Regions from separate parts of the Mus musculus genome. Here region 2 is linked to region 1. The links are chromatin loops, found by intact Hi-C in ENCODE. Cell type or tissue: left cerebral cortex. All regions are shown on one strand. Links, peaks and the distances in the headings refer to the core of each region. The heading gives the core; the rest is flanking DNA.

What was found. A loop is a pair of places that touch in the nucleus more often than their neighbours do. Peaks named below come from ENCODE experiments on the same cell type or tissue, not always from the same donor. Only the 100,000 strongest peaks of a DNase experiment are listed, where the experiment ranks them.
Region 2: a loop joins it to region 1, with 4 times the contacts of the local background. A loop is called at or near these places in 3 of 42 quality-filtered maps.

The regions. Positions count from the first base shown.
Region 1 is chr1:169,891,437-169,902,476 of GRCm38, reverse strand. No RefSeq gene overlaps it. Among named protein-coding and RNA genes, the nearest start is that of Gm39699, 29 kb to the left of the region's middle. In left cerebral cortex, for the core only: no CTCF peak of the experiment used is centred there; DNase peaks (open chromatin) are centred at 3,652, 5,033, 5,968, 6,622 and 2 more places; H3K27ac peaks cover 5,522 bases.
Region 2 is chr1:169,834,376-169,845,415 of GRCm38, reverse strand. No RefSeq gene overlaps it. Among named protein-coding and RNA genes, the nearest start is that of Gm22114, 40 kb to the right of the region's middle. In left cerebral cortex, for the core only: no CTCF peak of the experiment used is centred there; DNase peaks (open chromatin) are centred at 2,825, 4,238, 4,856 and 5,185; H3K27ac peaks cover 3,288 bases.

The sequences.
Region 1 (11,040 bases), core at 1,154-9,153:
ATATTGACATGTTTAATTTTATTTCCTACAGAACTCAGATGGATTTCAATAGGTTTCAGTGGACCACCCTCACCTCAGCTATATGGCATCTGCCATGCTGGAGCAGATTGCCACAATTTTGCATTCATGATATATAGCCACCGAGCTGACAACAATGTTCTTTATCAGCCTTGGTCTAAAAGTAGAATCATTTCCCATTTATATGGAACAGGTAACTGCATACACTTTTGGCCTTGTGTCGGGAAAGTTCTCTGTGTAACTTCCAGTTATGAGGCAGCCCAAAGGGATGAGGACTACCTGTGCATCAGACAGCACACCACACAACCCACGGCAGTTTCTTCATATCAGCTAAGGAAGAAGTGGAAAGTAGGATGAGGTCATGAATATGTCCTAGAGTATGGGACATAAACCCTGCAAATATTCTCTGCCCTATTAGAAGAGGCCCTAGGAGTCTAAGAGTCTGGGCGTGGTAAGAACTATTCACAGCAAGGAGAAATGTTGATGTCTTCTATATTCCCCCATGAAGGCAGAAGTATCCCATCCCATAGGCTTCTCCAAAAATTTTTTCTTTCATTGTCAACTTGCCTTCTTGGTTAAATTGCTGAGTGCTACTCTCTCCCACCTGGAAAACTTGCCCTCATCATTACTCTTAGCTCTGTACTTCCCACCTGCTCTTACTTAGTTGGTCAGTTGAATCTAGTCCCTGCTATACATCTCTGACCACCCGCCTACAGGAGTGGCCACAGTCCATCACTCCTCTCGAGAATTCACATGGCTGCTGGTTCTCCTCTATCCAAAGCATGGTGGAACTCCCTCTTCCCTTCTCTGTGTTCCCTTTTCCTCCTAGAACTCAGAAGTTCTGCCTGTACCTTTCGCCCAGCAATTGGTCCATGGCTTTCTTTACTGACAGATCAAGAATCAAATGGGGAACAGGACCTTAACATTAGAAACCCCCCTCCTACAACTCTGAAATTCTTGAAGAACTTAGGGATGATAGAAAACCCACCCCCTCCATGGTTAAAATAATCAAATTATTCTCCATATATGTTTAATGTGGGATATTGCCTACTTGAGAATGTACTCTGACCTGTTCACTAGAAAATGTGAAAGGCTGCCATCTCCCAGTGGAGCCTCAAGCAGGAGAAGTCTCAGCAGAAAATCCAAACTGCATCAGTAATCAGTCCTTCCATTTGGGTCATATCATGCCATAGACTGTAGTACTGGGGGCATCCACATTAGGCTGTTGGGATGTGTGCATGGTTTCTATCAAACTCTGATAAGAAAATCACAGCATAGATGTCTAGGGTTCTGGCACATAGTCAAGCTATTTATGGCACAGAACTAGGCATAATTTTTGAAAATAGCTCCTGGCAGTCTTCAGGGCTCTGGCACAAATGAAACAATCTGGTGGTAAGGTATTAAGTTACCGGGCAGCCAGAATTATCCACAATGAGCTGTGCTTTTGACAAACTTCTTGAAGCATAATGCTGGATGACACCCACAGCAGTGAATTTTAATATGTAAGTGGTATGTTGGCACTTGGGTATAAATAGGGATAGGGCACAAGGAAGCAGAGAAAATGGACTTCCGTGCCACCCACGACTGTCACATTGCACATGTTCTGTTCATCCTTATGGTCACTTTGGTAGAAGACAGAAAAGAATGAAATTGATAGTGTAGTTGGTTCAGCATGGAGCAAAGGACTTGGGTTAGCCTGGTTGGTTTTGTATTCAATGACATATGTCCTTATAAGACATAAAAGAGAAGATTGATACACAGAGGAGAAGGAGATTTGAAGAGAAAGGTAGAGAAGAGGTGGGTGCATCTACATGCCAAGGAATGCATCTATAGCCACTACCAAGGATGAGAGAGGAAGGCAATGACTGTCCTTCACAAAGGAGTACAATCTACTGCTAGGTTAATGTAGGACTTTTGGGTCTCTAGAATTTTGATAAAATAAATGTTTATACTTAATACTGTTTGTTTTGTGTGAATTGGTCATGGGAGCCAAAGAAATGATGACAAGTCATCCTAGTGTGTAATAGGATCAGAAAATGGTCCATGTTTTTATATCACCAGAGGGACCCTGAGAGACAGCACTGAGGGAGAGGGGCGGGTCTTTAGATGGCACAATGGACTATTTACTTCACGTGGAGGATATGTGTCCCATAGTAATAATAGGAATAGACTTTGGAGCAATTGACTGGAAGGAGGGGGGAGGGCAAGGATGTGTGTGTGTGTGTGAGGGGGGGGGGTGAAGAAGCTCCTTGAAGAGGTATGCAGATGTAGATATGAGTAGCCATGTGTTAGCTTCCATTGCTGCAAATTGTAAGACGTTGTCACCAACTTAGTGGCTTAAACATTAGAGACTTATCATCTAACTGTTCTGAAAGTCAGGAAAGCAAGCGTCCCGTGACAGTACACTTTCTGATGGAAAGCTAGTTTCCTTTCTGCAGACCCCAGAATTCCAAAAGAACCAGTTTGCTCCCCGTTTCCAGCGTCTGGGGAAGATGCCATTCATTGGCTCCCAGATGCTTTTCTTTATGTCCAAGACAGAAAAATCCTGGTCAACCTTCCTCACATTGCATTAACTTACTCAGGACATGAGAAGAGGCTCTGATTATGGAGGACTGAGTGTGCTCACTGGGTGAAAGATCTCATCTGGAAGAGTAGGTACATAGAAGGGATTAGAAAATGTGTCCAACGTTACTGAAACAGGAGGTGGATCAGGTGTCATTCCAACCACCTTGTATCTTAATTCCACCCAGATTTCTAGTTAAATCCGTGAGATTCACAATCTAGTTGTAAAATGTAAATAACAACCCGATGCTCTTGGAATATGAAGAAAGAAAGAAACAAAAGACAAGAAAGTATTTTATAACTTACAATGTACCTAACCAGTAAGAACAGGTAATGTTTTCGAGTGCAGAACAGCATCAGCTCATTTCGTCCCATAAGGTAAGACGGTTATTGCACTCACTTGTCAGTTCAGGGTGTGCTGTATTTTCTCAGCTTCATAGCTTCCAGGTGATTGATGGAGCCAGGCTATTTACCGACTCGGTTCGTAACCAGAGCCTGCTGTATCTCAGTATCAGTGGAAGATAGTTTTCACCAATCATCAGTTTACGTTGTGGGCTTATGTTCATTTACCAGTCACAGCATAACAGGGTATCACAATCTCCGTGGTTTCACAGATGAATGTATTTTCTCACAGTTCTCAGAGTTCAGAGAGAGATCAAGGTTGGCAAGGCCATCCCTTCTGAAGGCTGTGAGGAAGAGCAGACTCCCTGGGGATCTCTCCTGGTGTCTGGTGGGTCACTGTCAATCTTTAGGGTCCTCGGTTTGTGGAATTGTCATTTCTATTGTTTCCTTCATTGTCACATCTCTCTCTCTCTCTCTCTCTCTCTCTCTCAGTTCCCTTTTAAAACATGATGCCAGTCACTGCTGCAGTTTGACCTCATCTTAGTCACACCAGCATCGAGCCTATTTGCATCATTTTCTAGGATGCCGGGTGTTAGGACTTAAAGGTATGAATTTTAGAAAGATGCATTGTAACTCACAGCGGAGGACATCAGGAGACAACTGTCAAAATAATCTTGCTGCTTTTTTTTTTAAATCAACTTGCAAAATGAGCAAATTCTTAACAGATGGTGCTGATGAAAATACCTCCTTCATCCAGCCCCGAAACAAGTCGGTGGATGCTGAGATGGTCACCTAAATTTTTTTCAACACCGACGTGTTAGTGGGTTTGGTGCCTGGAGAAACTGCTGATGGGGTGAGGTTTGTGTACACACTGAATGCTCAGAGGCATAAATGTGATTGACATGTTTTTAATCCTTTCTCCTTATCACTGTTTGCTCTGGTCAGTACTGTCCCTGAAATAAAGTTTGTTCTTTACATAACGTCTCATTATGTAAAGTCAGAGCAATCTTTTTAAATGAAGTTTTTTCTTCTGCTTTGTGAACAGAGCAGAGACTGGATGGCTGTAGCCTGTGGTCCCAGGTGAGACATGAGTTAACTTAGCATTCAGAGTGGTTGTCTGGGGCCCTAAAGACAGGTGAGCCTGACGTCTTTCTGACCCATTTGTTTCTCTTGGTGCTTCCAGCTTTCTACTCTGAGCAGGGAGCCCATCCAGACCAATACTTTTTGTAAATGATAATCTTTAATTTTTGGGACTTCATACACAGAAAGTTAGACAACCCTAGTTTATGACAAACTACTATCTTCATATTGTGCAAGGGTCCTGTGATGGCTAGTATTAATTGCCAACTTGGCCAGTTCTAGAATCATCTACATGACAAGTCTCTGGGCATGCCTGGGAAGAAGTGACTGGACAGGTTTAATTGAATCTGGGATGCATTTGGCACCATTCCACCAGCTGGGTCCAGAAATGTATAAAAGGAGAAAAGCAACTGAGCACCAGCATTCATGTCCTCTCCTGCTCTAACTGCATGTACAGTGTGACCAGGGGCCCCATGCCACCCTGTCTTCCCTGTCTCATAGACTACACTTCTTCCTTTAAAATGCATTTCTCGGGTATTTTGTTGTAATAATGAAAAAAGTAACAAATATAGACCCTTAGTTTATTTCCTTTTATATTAATTATCTGTTTCCCCCTCAAACAACTACTGTGGCATGTCTGTAGATTGTTGGACTATAGTATGCTTACTCATATATTTAATTTACAAAGACTTTGTTTGCTTATGATCCCTTCAAAATTTTTTTCAGAGGCCATTTGTTGGAGGATTAACCTAAAGTGGCTTATTGTCTTCTATCAGATGCAGAAATTCTAGACATTAATTGGGCCCACTTCCCTTTTCAGAAGAGAGTGGACAGACATGATCAATCCAAGGCTATGTTGTCAGTTTGACATACAATCAATGCGAAATTATTGAGATTATTTTATGTTTCTCTTCTCCTCCAAAGTCTTTAAAACCTAGTGTGTTATTTTATATTTGGAACAGATATTTGCTAGGATGTACTCAGCTCAGCTGGCTGTGATCCACACATGCAGTAAGTAGCTTCTAACTGGGTTGCATCCACAGAGCAATGAGGTAAAAGGAGGCCCTAGGTAGACCCACTAGGGTGTGAGATATTCAAATGCTACACCATTTCAGTCAAGCTATGTCAATAACCCTTTTGTCAGAAACAAAGCATCCATCCCTTTGGTATCCCTGGCCTTCAGAAGGATTTCCTTCTGAGAGGAGAGCTGTTGAGGCTGACAGGAGTGAGCCTTCATTTCAGAGTTACTGGTCTTACTTCTCTCAACTTAAAGTTTACTCTCTCTCTCTCTCTCTCTCTCTCTCTCTCTCTCTCTCTCTCTCTCTCTCTGTGTGTGTGTGTGTGTGTGTGTGAGAGAGAGAGAGAGAGAGAGAGAGAGAGAGAATAATTCTCAGGGTCTGCTTTTCTATTTCTACTGTGCATTCTGCAAGTGACTTTATCCACTGAACATCTTGCCAGCCACAAATGATGAATCGTTAAGCCCTGAATGTGCATGGAACTTCAGGTTATGGGCCATCACCAAAGGCAAGTCAGCGAGCTTGAGGCAGGTGATCACTCCAAACCCACAGTCAATGCACCATCCTGCCTGCCCATTTTTATGTCCCCAAATCATGAGATGGCCGTATGTACATGCCTAGCCTTAAACCCCAATAAACAATAATTCCTGTTCAATATTTTATTTTGGGATACATTATTTATTTCTTGGAACAAAGGATTCGATAAACAAGATCCCTGGGCAGTATTAGTCATCTGAGAAATGTCAGTAGAACACCTCCAGTGTGCTCAGCATAGTGCCAAGCACGGGGATGATACATCAGTGAGCAGAACACACTGTGTAAGCTGAGCCCCGATAATCAGCAGAGAGCCCCGGGAAGCAGGCCATAACAGTATCTTCAGGCTTGCTTCCCCAGAATTGTAAACAAGGTTTTGTATCAGGCAAGGATCTGGGAGAGAGAGGCAGCAGGATTCTCTCACGGCACTATCCCAGAGTTCTAAATGGGGAACGCAGTGCGGTATGAAGCTGTGGCTGGAAGCTACACAGGTGGATCCTCTTCAGAGTGTCATTATGAAGTCACTTAAACTACTTTTTATTTTAAAATGGGAAGGAAGGGATGGGGTAGTTGGTTCAGTTGGTAAAGTGGCTGTCATGCAAATAGGAGGACCTGTGTTTGAACCCCAGGACCTACAAAATTGTGAGATATTGTGGTACTCATCTGTAACTTCTATAATCCCAGGACTGGGGGAGCAGAGACAAGTGGATCCCTGGAGTTCATTGTCTTTCCAGCCTAGTCAAACCAGAGACTCTGTCTCAGTAAGTAAGGTGGAGAGTGGTGGAGAAAGATACCTATCTCTGGTGTAGGAACACACAGAAGGTAGGGTGCTGGGGATGGGAGGAGGGGCAGGGAGGGAAAGGGATGGAGACGTAGGGAGAGGAAGGGAGTAAGGGGAAAGAGAAGAAAAGAATCAACTTTATCATAAAGATAAACACAGAGATATTATGAAGATACATAACATTTTACAATAAAATGGAATGCCAAAGAAAATTCTCAGTTGTGGCAAATGAACTGGGCCAAATGCCAAGGCTATTTTGAGCCATGTTATGTTTTAAAATGATCTCTTGATGGGAAATCCTGGAGGGGAGTATGTGAAAGTATTGAAGTTTTACTCTTTCTCCAATATATAAAATTGCTTTATATTCTGATGTCACACAAGCTGTTTCTTATTTCCTCTGAGAGCTGAGCTGCATATATGCCAGATTTAGAGAAGGGTATTATATAGCTGATAGCATAGGTCTAAGATGAGACTCTGCAAACTTCAAATCTGTCTGAATATATGTATATAACATAGGGTCTTGCTACATAGCCTAAAATGACCTTGAACTCACTACTCTGCCTCCCGAGTGCTGAGATTATAGGCGTGTGTCACCATGTATGTTCTGCCTGCATTTATAATTCAAGGCTGTAGAATTTTATTCAGTCCCATTCATTGTTTTTTTTCCCCAACATAAAAAGACATTACTTAAAACCTTTGAGAAAAATGAGGAACTATGTTCAATCAAGACAAGGCCATCTGCAAGAAACAGGACACCTACGTGCTTCCGTATTTGGTAATGCCTACCGTTGTAGACCTCTGCTCCCAGAAAGCCAGACTCTCATCAGCCTTGTGGAGAAACGCACTCCCGTGCTTGAATTAAAGTTCAAATGTTGGCAAGCAAATATTGAATTCAGTACAATGATCTACTTTTCTTTCTTTTCTCTTTCTTTCTTTCTTTCTTTCTTTCTTTCTTTCTTTCTTTCTTTCTTTCTTTCTTTCTTTCTTTCTTTCTTTCTTTCTTTCTTTCTTTCTTCCTCTCTCTCTCTCTCTCTCTCTCTCTCTCTCTCTCTCTCTTTCTCTCCTTTTTGTTTTTTCTTTTTTTAGAGTTTGTTCAATTAGAGGTTGAGTCAGCCTTGGATCTAGATGGAATGTCTACCAACCTGAACAGATGAGCAACTGCAGTGACTCATCTTTGTATTATAAATGGCAAAGGTCTCACTACATATTATTGTATTTGGTCCACCACAAAATCCTGTGTGGCAGAGGTTGATTGATCTATATTTTCCTATTTATATTGCTTTATGTTTCCTCACAGTAATGTAAACTACTTTGTTTGGATAGCGTTTCAGATTAATGGCACCTCTACACACCAGAGTTGTAGCTGTGCACATTAATGCTGACATACACACATAAGAAAACAATGTGTGCAGCCTCTGAAGGTTGCCTTGTAATTTCTTTTGTCTTAGGGTTTCTATTGCTGTGAAAAGACACTATGACCAGGGCAACACTTCTTTTTTTAAATTAATTATTTTGTTTATTTACATTCCAAATGTTGATCCCCTCCAGGTACCCCCTCCCAGAATTCTTCACCTTATACCCCTCCCCTTCGCCTCTGAGAGGGTGCCCAGGACATCTCACTTCCCTGGAGCATCAAGTCTCTACAGGATTAAGCACATCATCTCCCACTGGGGCGAGACAAGGCAGATGGTCTTCTGCTACATACGTGCTGGCAACTGTTATATAGGAAACACTTAACTGGGGCTGGCTTACAGCTCAAGGGGTTAGTCCATAATTGTCATGGTGGGAAGCATGGCAGAGGGCAGGCAAATAGGGTACTGCAGAGGGGCTGAGAGTTTTACATTTGGATTCTCAGGCATCAGGAAGAGAGAATGATACATTGGGCCTGGCTTAAACATCTGAAACCTCCAAGCCTACCCTCAACGGCACACTTCCTCAATCAAGGCCACACCCACTCCAACAAGGTCACAACCACTCCAACAAGGTCACACCCACTCTAACAAAGCCACACCCACTCTGACAAGGCTACACCTGCTAATAGTGCTGCTCCCTATGAGCCTATGTGGGCCATTTTTATTCAAACCACCACAGCGATCCACTATGAGTTAGATGTATGTTGTTTCATTTTCACCTCTCATGAGTCCCCCAAATTTACATCTGGAGAATATGCCTTATTTGATTTAAATTTCTTTACATTGTTTGAAACTTTTGTTTCATAGGCTAACTAACTCACGGCCAGTGTGGATGATGTTCTGCATACACCTGAGAAGGCTACATGGTCTGTTGCTATTGGGAGGAGCTATTGGCTTTATGGATGTGCACTCGTCTTGCTGGTTTACATACATGTTAAAACCTACTTCTCTGTTGGTCTTCTGCTGGGTTATAGCTGTTAAATAGTTATTGTGTGCAGTCATCTATTTTACCTTTTGGTTCAGGCAAATTTTGCTCTACATTTTGGATTTCTTTTTAGAAACTTTTGGCACATATTATCTCTTGATAAAAGGTGTGCTAGTGATGTAAATGAATGCTAGTTGGGGTTTGTATTAACTTCTTGGAGCAGGGTTCATCCTGAATTATCAGAATGACAGGACTATGACTTGTTCTACTGAGGTGTTTTAGGGTTCTCTAGAGTCACAGAATGTATGGAAAGTATCTATATATTAAGGGAGTTTATTGTGATGACTTACAGTCTGTAGTCCAATTAACCCAACAATGGTCAGCTGTGAACGGGAAGTCCAAGAATCTAGTAGTTGTTCAGACCTCCCACAAGACTAGTTCTTTAAGTTGATCTTCTGAGAAGTAGGTTCCAACAGATGTGTTGGTAAGTGAATGAAAGCAGTCAAAGAAGAGTGAATCTTCCTTCTTCCAATGTAGGAGGTGTGGCCCAGATTATAAGTGTGTACCACCATACCTGGATCTGGAACTTGCTTTGTTCCAGGTTGACCTTGAACTCAGAGATCTGCTTGCCTCAATCTGCCGGGATTAAAGGTATGTACTAGCTTGCTTGGTCCTAAGCTTCTCATGGCCACTATGCCTTAAGATCTCTGTGTTAAGATCCATGTCAGAAACCTGTGCCTTCAAGATCTGGATCACAGGTGTGCCCTCCATTTCTGGATTGTAGTTCATTCCAGATACAGTTGAGTTGGCAACCAGGAATGGTCATCACATGAGGTGACTCCTACAGTCAGGCTCTTAGTTTTGGGATGAGGATTGGATATTAAAAAAAAAACAAGTGCTGATTAGAAACAGAGATTTCAGCCATATACCTCAAACCCAGGCAGGAGGGAGGTCTGTTGATCACCAATGGCCAGTGACTTAATCATGCCTGTGGACTGAGAATTCCATAAAAACTCTAAAGATGGACTGTATCACAGCGCTAGGACAATGTTGTGCTCAGAGTGCATGGGGAATCTGTGCCACCCTCTCTCTATTTTGTTTGCCTTCTGATCAGGTGGTTTAGAACTCCATCTTTCTGTGATTTTTACCCTGAAAACTGTTGAAACTGGAGAGTGGATATTATAGGAACATGCACATTTATAGCCTGTTTAGAAGGAAATTTGGTTAACTGAGGGATCTTATACTTGCAGTGGCACCTGGGATGAAGGTGTGTCTGAGCTCTTAACCTGTTGAGTTTGAAACTAAGCAGTCAGTATGGAATTGAATTGACTTGTAGGGCACCAAGTTAGTGTGGGGGAGGTTGTGAGGTGGTCTTGAAAGAAAATATCCTTGTGACAGGAACAAAAACTATCAAATGCTTTGTTTCTAGTAATACATTTTTCTTTAAAGTATATTTTGGTTTTGATTTGTTTAATAAACATTTTAAAATTGTTCAATATCAGTAACTATTGGGCAAATGTATATCAAAACTCCGTTAAGAACTCCAGTCAGAATGGTTATCATGGAGGAATCAAATGACAGCAAATGCTGGAGATGTGAGGAAAGAGGAATATTTACAACTCAATGTATGGGATTTTAAACTGGTATAGCCTCTGTGGAAATCAGTGTGCTGACCCCTCAACAATGTAGAGAGAGAACCACCATATGATCTAGCTCTAGCATTCCCAGGCATATATCCAAAGGACTCTATTTCTTGCTATAGAGATACTTTATCCTCCATGTTCACTGCAGACCTAGTCATGATAGCTAGGAAATAACATTAGTCTGGATGTCAATTGACCGATGAATGGATAATGAAAATGTACTACATATGCAAATGGAATGTCATTCATCTATAAAGAAAAATGAAATGATAAATTTTGAGAATAAATTGATAAAACTGAAAAAAAAAGTGTATTAAGTGAGGGTTACCAGGCACTAAAAATAAATGCCACATACTTTCTCTCATATGTGGATTCTAGTTTTGACTTTCTAATTGAGTGTGTTAAGTTTGAAATACCTGTAGAAGCCAGGAAACCAGAAAGAGGGCATTGAAAGAGGTTACCTTAAGGAAGGGAGGATAGTAGGACATAAGTAATGTGAAAGTAGCAATGGGAAATACTAGAGTGAGAAAGTTTAAGCAAGAAGGTGTTGGGGATTATGGGAACAAGAGGGTGGAAGAAACAGTTAACTAAATCAAAAGATTATGAAAAAGCCATATGGAGACTTACAATTCTATATTCCAGTTGAAAATACAATGCTGGTGGTGCTGGTGCTGGTGCTGGTGCTGGTGCTGGTGCAGAAGATGAAGAAGAAGAAGAAGAAGAAGAA
Region 2 (11,040 bases), core at 917-8,916, 57 kb after region 1:
CTGCTCGGGGATGGAATGTGTAGTTTGAATGTGAATGCTCACCATGGGATCGTGAATTTGAATAATTCGTCCCATTTGGAGGTGCTAATTTGGAAGATCCTGGGACCTCTAGGAGGTGGAATGTTGTGATAGCAAGTGCATTTAGGCTTTAGGCTTTGAGTTTCTAGCAGAACCATACAAGCTATTCTCCCTGGCTTCCTGAATGAGAAGAGATCACTCTGCTTCCTGCCTGCCAGTCTAGCCTCACTCTCAACCATGCTTTCTCTGCCATGCTGGACTGCATCTTTTCTAGAATTATGAGCCAGAACAAGCCCCTTTCTCCTCCAAGTTGTTTCCTTCCTTCCTTCCTTCCTTCCTTCCTTCCTTCCTTCCTTCCTTCCTTCCTTCCTTCCTTCCTTCCTCTTTCTTTCTTTCTTTCTTTCTTTCTTTCTTTCTTTCTTTCTTTCTTTCTTTCTTTCTTTCTTTCTTTCTTTCTTTCTTTTCTTTCTTTCTTTTTTTTTTTTTTTTTTGGTTTTTCGAGACAGGGTTTCTCTGTATAGCCCTGGCTGTCCTCGAACTCACTTTGTAGTCCAGGCTAGCCTCGAACTCAGAAATCCACCTGCCTCTGCCTCCCGAGTGCTGGGATTAAAGGCATGTGCCATCACGCCTGGCCCAAGTTGTTTCTTAACAGAGTATTCAGCCATACTAACAGACAGAGGAACGAATACACTATATTTTGACAGAATCTCTCTAGCTTCGTGTCCTAAATACTCCAACTTCTGATAACCACTGGTCTAATTTCTGGCTTTATGAGATCGTTTTTTTTTTAAAGGATTCCTTCACTCAGGAGAGAGATCACACACTACTGATCTTGCGTTGTCTGACTTATTTCATTTAATGTAATGGCCTCCAAGTTCAGTTGCATGGCATGGCTAAAGAATAGCAAAATTATCACATATTGTTTACGACTAAGCAGAATCCATCATGCATATATACCACATTTCCTTTATCTGCCCCTCTCTTCAGTACTTGGATTACATGAGAGGTTCTGTGATAAACTCACGGTGCAGGGATACATTTCTTCAACATACTAATTTCAATTCCTTGGGATACATGCCTAGCAGGATTTCTAAGTGGTGTGATAGTCTTCCTGTCTGTCTGTCTACTTAGTGTCCTATACCAATATACTTAATCTCTCATTTTATTCACTCTTCCACTAAAATGTTGCATTACTAGATAGCCCTTCCCTGACCATCCTTATGAGATTCCTAAATAGCTAAAATAGCCAGAAAAACAATTACTCAAATAGTATTTGTTGAATTAAATGATGGTTTATTTCTCACTTGGCCCACTTAAGTTGTCCTGCGATAACTCTGAGCTGTGATTCATAAAATCATGAACTAGAGTTTAATGGATGTTGAAAATCAATGAGGATGTGAAAGATAAAGGAATATGGTAGCACCAAGGATTTTTTTTTTTGAGGTAAAGTTTCTCTGTACAGCCCTGGCTGTGCTGGAACTCACCCTGTAAACCAGGCTGGCCTCAATGTTTTCAAAAATTATGTTGAGGCCAGTCCAGAGCATGGCTCAGTAGCTAAGAGCACTGACTACTCCAAGTTTAGTTCTCAGCACCCATGATGGACAGCTCACTACCTGTAACTCTAGATCATGCATCCAACTCCTTCTTTTGACTCTTGCAGGTATACACACACACACACACACACACACACACACACACCCCTATCTGGAGGTTACCAGAATCTAGTGGATGACAATTGTAAACAGTAATTATAGGTCCAGCTTCCATAATCTGAAAAAATTCTGAACAAGAAATTGTCCAACATCTGAACCTGACACCACAAATGAAAAATGAAAACTTGAACTCATGTGGAAGTTCCCAGTTAAAATGTAGAAGCATTAAAGATGTGTATAAAATTATCTTTCTGGCTATGTACAGACGATTATATATTTCATGTTTACCCTGGGTGCCATTTCTAAGATATCTAATTACACATAAAAATTACTCCAAACTGAAAATGAAATTCTAAATCCTAATATGTCCTCTTATGTATTTGAAAAAATACCAAAGATAAAGACTGAAGTCTAAAACACCACTGTCTTCAAACATTTCATGTGAAGATATTCAAGCAACTGTAAAGAGCAATTCTACACATCACATAAACTCCATGAAACTCGGTGCTCGGCTTAGAATGTGAAAACCAGGGGGAAAACACAACCAGACTTGTGTTCTTTAAAATATACAGCAATCTGAACACGTGACTTAGGGCAGAGGGGAAGGGGGGCCGTGTGGCTCAGTCCTCAAGTCCACGTGTTGCATGACCATATGGAGTCCAACATACAGAGAGTATCTATCTTTGCATTAAAATATTAGATGTGTTGAACACACATGTATCACAGGTTTAAATAATCCTATTATACTTGGTTTTAGCCAAAAGGCTGAGAAGTAATATTTGATTTCTAATATGTCATGAGGTACTAAAACTGAAAATGACTTGTGCAGCTCCTTCAATCATTGATAAACTGTAATTCTGAGAGTTGAGGTGATTGTCATTGACCTAAGCAGTTTTCTCTTCTGCGATGTATCTTCCCCCACCCCTTCCTTCAGGAGGAAGCTTCCCTAGGGTGTACACACTGTGATTTACACAGGTACTTTCCCAACACTTCTGGTGCTCTGTCAGCTCATGGAAGAGTTGGATTCTATTTCTCAGTAGCTGCTGCTGGCCTTGGTCCTGCAACTGAAGGCGTCAGCAAGCCATGTAGGAGGAGATATGAGGTTACATAGACATATCTGTGGCAAAGAAAGTAAATTTATATATGTTGGGTCAGATAACAAATTAACATCCTAACAGGAATGGAAGTCTGTTGCCATTATGAGTGGGTAGTCATCTAAGCTTAAAGGAAGCTGGCGTTTTGTAAGTAAACGATGCAGCTGTGTCCCTTTCAGCCCAGGCATCTCTGAGTTAGCAGGACTTGCCTTGGCTGCTCTGCTTCTTTCTGAGGTCTTGTGTTCTTTGGGATGTTAAACATGCTAGACTGCCTACGTCTATCATATGCTTAGTAGTGGTATTGTTTCTTGGATTTGAGTGGATGACTGCAGCTGGCTGTAAAATCTCACTTGCTCTCTCTTGTGAGGCAGGTGACAGAGATGCCCATAGCAATGGTAATGTACAATCCAAACTGTCCTACATCAGACCAACTCAATCTCAATCGATTGAGCCCTGAGTCATTCTAAGCACCCCAGTAGAATTGTGGGCTATAGCTAACATTTACCCATTAAGTTCTGTATACAGATGTCACTTGGTTTGCAAAATTCCTGGACAAGTGAGGGGAGGTAGTATACAGATGAGTAGTTGCAGAGTGTTGCCCTAAAGTGTTAGAGCAGAAATGCCCCCCAGCAGATGAAGGGATCTAGTGGGCATGTCTGGCAGTCAGGGTGTCAAGCAGATGAAATGGTTAGAAGTGACTGGAAACTGAAGAGCTGGATGAATGGTTTTGCACAAACAGTAATAGAAAATGAAAGTAGAAAGCAGCAGGATTTGTTTAGCACCATCAATGCAGTGCTTACAGGACTATAGGAAGGCATGGATACAGGGAGATGGTGATGTGGTTAAGGACATTGGCTGATTTTCAATTACTGGCATCCACCTAAAGGCTCACAACTATCTCTATGTCCAGTTCCAGGGGATCCCATAGCCTCTTCTGGCCCTCACAAGCATCAGACATTCCCATGGTATACACAGACCTACAGGCAAAAATGTCCATATGCATAACGTAAGATAATAAAGAATTTAAAAGGAGTATAGGACACATCATTGCGAATGTTCAGGAGGCAATTATGAGTGCTTACTATATAGGTGACCATTGGAAGGAAGTGACATAACAGGGAGATGGATGCTATAAGGTGACAGTAAGCAGCTGAGCTAGTGTGGGGGAGAGATAGGAAACTAAGGACGGGTGGCTAAAGAAAAGTCTGATTTCTCAAGAGCAGTGAAGCCAAGATTCTATCTCAGGAGATCCATACACTGATGTCTTCCTGCCTCTGCTCCACCCAACACTCTGCTTTCATCTTTCCATCTACCCCTTGCTCCCACTGTGTCTCTGGCTGTCTTCTCTGTAAGCTGCATATCTTTGTCTTGGATGCTGACCATCCACTTGGATGGACTGCTTTCCTGGCTAACATGTGACGTCTGTGCCTGCCTCACTCTATGGGGTTATCTATTTGTTCCCTCCTCATTTAGCCTGTGACACTGTAGAAATGGCCTAAGTTAGAATTCTATGGGCTGTGCTGTAAGTTTGGAAGGAACAGTATGAACGCAGGCATGTGGATGTGGCGTTTGCATATGCTAATTTGCATATGCTAATTTTTCTAAAATAGCATAGAAGAGACTTTGTCTATGTTAGATTTTTAAGTCGTAATTACTCTCTCTTTTTTAAATCAAAATGTTCAGATTTTGTCTCTTATTTTTGTGCTATAAACACAGGCCATTATTTACATGAAGACCTAAACAAAACCTTTTTTTTTTTTTTTTTTTTTTTTTTTTTAGGAAAAGCATCATCATTTATTTTCAACTCTTTCCAACCACATCACTTTGGACTTTCTTCTCAGATGTTTGCTAGCAACACCAACAACATCTAAAACAAGCCACCATATTTACTACCACAGGTCCTGCTTTTCTGTCTACCTATGGCTCTTTATTACAACCTCATCATTCGTGTTACAAGGTGATTTGGTCAGAGTGTCTTTTTTTTAATTTCTAAAAGCTTTTATTTATGGGCACATATGGGTGTGTATGACACATATGAGAAGATGCCCACAGATGCCAGATGAGTGAATAATATCTCTTGGAACCAGAGTCACAAGTGATTGGGAGCTACCCAGTGTGAGTGGTAGAAACTGAACTGGTGTCCTTAGGGAGAACAGTGAGCTATCTTAACTGTGAGTCATCTCTCCAGCCCCCTCAAATGTCTCATTTTCCACGAATTATTATATTGTTTTTACTTTGTTAATGTCTTTTGCTGCCAGCAAACATTCATGTCACCCAACAAGTACTTTCTGAGTAATATTTGCACATGTGATATGCTCTTATGTGGATACACATAAGCCTTACCATTGTGAAAGGGAGCAGCGTTGAGGAATGGGCAAGGGACCACGTGACTTCAGAATCTATATGTCTAGCTTTTGGGAGCAGCGCCATAGTTCATTTTCTGAGTGTCCCCCCTGCCTCCCCTAACACTGCTCTTAGTGGATTTGTCAGTAGATGATCGTGTGACTCACATCAGCATCATTGTGGATTTCCTTCATTGGCATGGATGAAAAGGAAAACTAATTATGAAGGAAAGAGCATGCAAACTAACATTTATTGATTGATCATTATTCTTTAGGCTTTGCACAAATACTTTATGTAAATTATTTAGCTCATATTTCTTCTCAACTGGGATGACATTATGACCACGAAAGTTTTAGTTGCTTTGCAAACTCTATGCATTCAGGATGTGCGGACTTGAGAGTGAACAAGAAGATGTGTTGAGCAATATTGAAAAGGATGTGAGGCTAAGAATGAAGGCTTGGAGCTTTCGTTAGGAATGAAATTAGGAATTTCAGGAAGTGCTGTGGTCTGCATGTGTGTGTTCACTTCTCTCTCATCTCAATTCATATGTTGAAATCTTGCTCCTCAGGTGATAATAACAGGAGCTGGGCACTTTAAGAGTCAATTAGATCAGGCAAGGGGAGCTCTCAGAATAGAATAAATACCCTTTAGTAGATGCCATCCTTCCCCACATTTGCGTTTACATAATAAAGCTAATTTCTATAGGAAGGTTCCTCATGAGGTCCATGAATATGCTAGCACTTTGAACTTGGCCTTCCCAGACTCCTGGACTATAAGATATAAATTTTTACTGTTTATAAAATTACTGGATGTAGTTTAGTTTGTTACAGAGGCCTAAGTGGACTGAAACAATGACTTGCAATAAATATTATGTAATACTTAATGGTCGGAGATAATTCATATCACCTGAAGATTCTACCCAGAATGTAGACTTAACAGGCGATCTATCTATAGCCAATTTTGTTGGTCTAATAAGTATCAATATCTATCTACATAAACTCTATCATTTACTTTGATATTATCTACATATGACTTGTCTACATTTCTATCTATCTATACAAAGGAGCTATTTTAAGGAATGGGCTTACATAATTGACCTACTGGCAAATCTTAAATCTTCAAAGTGGTATCCTGCTGGGTGGATACTCTCACAAGAGACATTTCAGTGCACTGACATAATTCTGCTTTGAGTCAACTTAAGTTTTTTCCTCCAGTCCTCTCAACTGATAGAATGAGGCCCACCCAGACTATCAGGAAAATCCTTTAACTTATACTCTGACAATGTGTACGACCACCCAGCAACTTTATAGCAGTGCCTACATTAGAGCTTATTGAAATCTCTGGCTAATATAGCCAGTCAAGCTAACATAGAAATGAGCCCTCCCAGGTGCTTTATAGCAATAGAGTTGCCCTTACTCGTCAGACCTAGTGGAAGAGAGAAGACAATTATAGGACAGTTGCATGAACATTCTAACTGATGCATTACAGAGATATGATCATATAAGGAAGGGCATATAAGATATGAGCATATAAATGGGAAGCCCTTAAAGCGAAATTCAGGACCAGACAAAGCATGTGCTATTTTTTTTAAAGATATATTTTTGATTATGGGGATGTGTGTCTGTCTGTTTGCATATAGGTATGTGCACATGTGTCTGAGTTATTTCAAGGTAGATCTCTACGAACTGAAGTTAAGCCAGTTGTAAGGTCCCTGACATGGGTGTGGGGAGCTAAACTCTGGTTCTACAAAAGAGGACTTAATGGTTGAGCCATTTCTCCAGCTCCAGCAGAAATTTCATTGTGCTGGGATTTTTCTATTAATGGTTCATTAGCTTCTTACAATACTGAGTTGGTGGTGTGAGTCCCATTATAAAAGCATGGAATTAAAAAAAAAGCACTCATCAACTTTCTAGAACTCTACTCACTCAAGATCCGTTGCCTTCTATTTGAGAATGATGTTGAGGCAAGATCCATATTTTTTCTAGTGTGATAGCCATCGTTAAATTCCCCATGCTGGTTAAACCAGTGCCCACAACTGGCTGGAACTCCTTGCATGTTAACAGAATAGAAACAAAAGGAGTTGATTGGGTCAAAATTAGCCAAAAGGGAATGCCTAGTTCTGGACTCTTTGGCATCTCTCCTTTGGTCTTGCCAACGAAGTGGCTGCTGCTGCTCAAGTTCATCTCCCCCCTTAGCCACCACTTATTTTTGTGAATTAGCTTCCAGGAGGTCACCCAGGGAGAAGGATGACATTACAGTGAAATGCTTTCCCTTGACTTTTATTATCCAAATGTCCATCTTATAGCCAGAGATGAGAAGGCATGGAAATAAATGCAGCCAAATAAAATACCAGGAAAGCAGAAATGAAAAAAATACATGTTTTCCAGCTGTCATTACTGCTTCCTGGGTAGGGCAGGAGCAGAGGGAAATTATGATAGGAACGAGATGAGCCACAATTTATTTTCCAAAGGATATTGATTTCAGATGTTCCTGTTCCCAGTTCTCTGACAATTGGTGTTTCTGAGTGTCCCAATTGGCCACCTTTGTCACCTACACCCCTTCCCCCTCCAAGCTTGAATAAACCGGCCTCAATGAACACCTCCATCAAACTCAACACTGGCCTCATGGTGACAAAGGACATATTTAGCTCCCATTGTAACCTTTTCATCTGATTCAAGTGGGCGCTCCACAGCCCGGGAGGACAAAAGTAATTGTGTTAGATTTTTCAGCACAGATTGTTACTAACATGGGGGAACATTGCCAGTTTATAGGATATGAAGTGGTCTGGAACGAGCCCCTGGAATTGCTTAATTGGCTGCTCTTCTTTGAAATCTTCCAGTACTGGGAATCTCTGCTGTTTTTGCAACTTAAATACTCCTTATAGAGGTCATGATTGTCGAAGGATGGCCCGAACTCACACTTCCTGAGGGGTTGGTCTCTTGACCCTAAGTCACATGCTGACTCTTCTGGGTTCTGACTACCCTTTTTCTGGGAAAACACCTTGTGCTGTGTAATTTGGAGGCATTTATGCTCTTCTGGCACATGGGTTTTGACTTCTGGTACCATTTGCAGCTCAGTGCAAAATTCTGTGGTGAGATGATGCGCAGAATCTACCTCAAGGTTACATCAAGTTGAAGGGAGGGCATGCTGCATCTTTGTGAGTGGCAGTGGCTATGTGACCCAAATTAATCTAGATTATCAGGTTTTAACCCGTGGGTCATGACCCCTTTGGGAGTTGCTTATCAGATATTCCTATTCATCAGATATGTACATTGTGATTTATAACTGTAGCAAACTTACAGTTATGAAGTAGCAATGAAAGAATTTTATTACCGGGGGTTGCCATGGGATGAACTGTAGGTTCATAGCATTAGGAAGGTTGAGAACCACTGGGATAAGTCTTTAAGGTAAAGTAGTGAATGACTGAAATGAAAAGAATCTTTGTCTCTTGGGATTTATGGTTTAGTGAGGAGAGATGGGCAACAAATGTAAATGCAGCACACTAGACAGATGTAGGCTAGAGGAAAACAAACCCAATGGAGTAGAGGAAGAAGTAAGCCAGGATTAAAGGATTAGGGTCTTGGGGATGGGGGAAATTGGGACCAGGGCAGGTGAGGTGGCCAGATTACTGCCTTTTAAAATGAAGCATCTATAGCACAGAGAATGTTTCCCCAGCAGGGAACCAACTACATCATGGGAACAGCAAGGTGGATGAATCAGGGTACATGGAGGAGAGAAGAGAAAATGGAAAGGATGCTGACAGGCAATATGAGGCCTCATAGACCAGTCCATTGGATATGATGTTCTTCTGATTGAGATGGAGAGCCACTTGGATGCTTTGAGCAAAGAGGCGAGAGGCTACAGTTTATACAACATCATTGTCCTCTGCTCTGGTGGGGATGCATTTAGGAGAAGGAAGAAGAAAGTCAGGGAGATCATATAAGAGATGGTTACATTTGTTAGTTTCATTAAGTCTGAAACAAAGGCCCACCAACATAGTGATTAAAAACAACAGAGATTTGTAGCTGACTTTGGATACTTTGTGGGTTCTTCTTTCTCCCACTCTTCTCCACCCCTTCTCTTCCATCCTCTCAACTCCCTAAAACTAGATAAAAGAGGGGAAAAAAAGGATAGAGATGAAAGGAAAGAGATCCCTGAATAAAGTCAGAGGTTAGACTATTCTTGCTGATTAGGAGTGTGTAGTTTCTTGGGGGCAAGTTTGATCTTCACTGTCAGGATATCTAATTTCTTCTTGTTGTTTCTTCTTTGTTCATGACTACACATTGATGGCCAACAACAACCAACGATGACTCTTGGGGCCCTAGCATTTATATACTCTCTGAAAAGTTCCCAGAATTCCACAGCTCACATAATTATAGAAAGCATCTGCAGGTGGCAAAAATCACACCCCAGCTAGAGCAGGAGGCAAATCATAGTCAGCTGCTGTAGCCAATCTGCAGCCACTCCATATCCCATACCTGTGATTAAATGAAAACATATTCTTATAACATTTCTATGGTTTGTTTTAAAGAAACCAAGATTCCAAAATTATCAGTAGAGCGATTTATTATATACAAGTTCTGCAAATAATAAATTTAAATGAAACTGCTGGTCACACCTTGGTCTCTCGAAGCTACTGGCCAAGCTGTCTTATTTTCTCCATGTGTTTAAGTAGCTGCCAAATGGCTACCCCTGGTGTGGATGGTTCTTCCTGTTTCGTTTCCTATGTTCCCATCAGAATCCCCTTCCAAAAATACAAAGCTGACCCCCTGTGCTTCTCTACAAAATTTCCCACAAAGATCATGCTATTCTCACTTCGGTGAGCTTACAAGTAATTTTGTTCACTCATTTCTGTTGTTTGAACTGCCAGTTCCCCAATGTTATCCTATGCCTATGTCAGTGATATTCATGTTTCTATGTGAAGATCTGGATACCCCTTCTCTAAAATACTGCTTGAGCTCTCTGCCAGCCAACCCCAGGGAAGCTGATTGCTCTTGCTTCTGTGCTCCCAAAGGATTTGCAGATAACACGATGATGTTTTAAAATGTACACTCGTGTGTTTTTTCTTTTTTTCTTGGTTACATGATGCCATCTATGAAGGTGAGGACGGGGGGGGGGTTAGGGAAGGTGGGGTCCCCTGTCATTTTCACCCAGTACCTAGTACATACAGTTCTGAGAACAGCATAGGAGCTGAACCACACACACTAAATGAATCATTGTCAAAAGATGGCTCTCCCCAGTGTGCCCATCTTGGTCAGCTCTATGAGTATTGAAATGGAAGACCCCTTCCTCTTCACTGTCTTCCCTTTCTCAGGGCATCCTCTACATGTAAGGAATTGGTTTATATTGTTTCTTTCTATGTGAATCCAGGTGCTTCTAGGCCTACTGTCTGGGATGTGGTTATTGCAGTACACAGAAGCCATTGCTGTTCTTGGGACCATGCAGAAACCTTTTCACAAATGTCAGGAAGACCAGAAATAGAATACTAGTGGCAACTGTGAAGGGAAGGAGGTATTGTGTTGTAAATAGCCTGCCTGCCCCTTCTCAGGGAACCAAATCACATTCATTCCTTTTGTAATTAAGAATTAGTTTTCTTTGTTTCCGCTGGTGCCAACAAATGAGACACTGTGTTAAGGACCAGCCATAAAGACCTATAGAGCTTTGTTAGGTAAAATGAACACAACAGTTTGAATTATTTTTACTCCTTCCATCCTTCTACCATTCCAGAGGAAGGGGCTGACTGCTCTGGGTGACCTTTAAGCCAAGCCTTCTAATTAACAAGAAGCTACAGACTCAGAAACCGGCCTGGAAGCACTTCAGGGTCCTAGGATGTTCCCCAGCCTGGGACAGGCTAAAATTAGACCTTGTGATTGTGTGTTTGAATTATTATAAATCACCAATTGCCCTTGGGCATTCGTCTAGTGTCTGTGTAA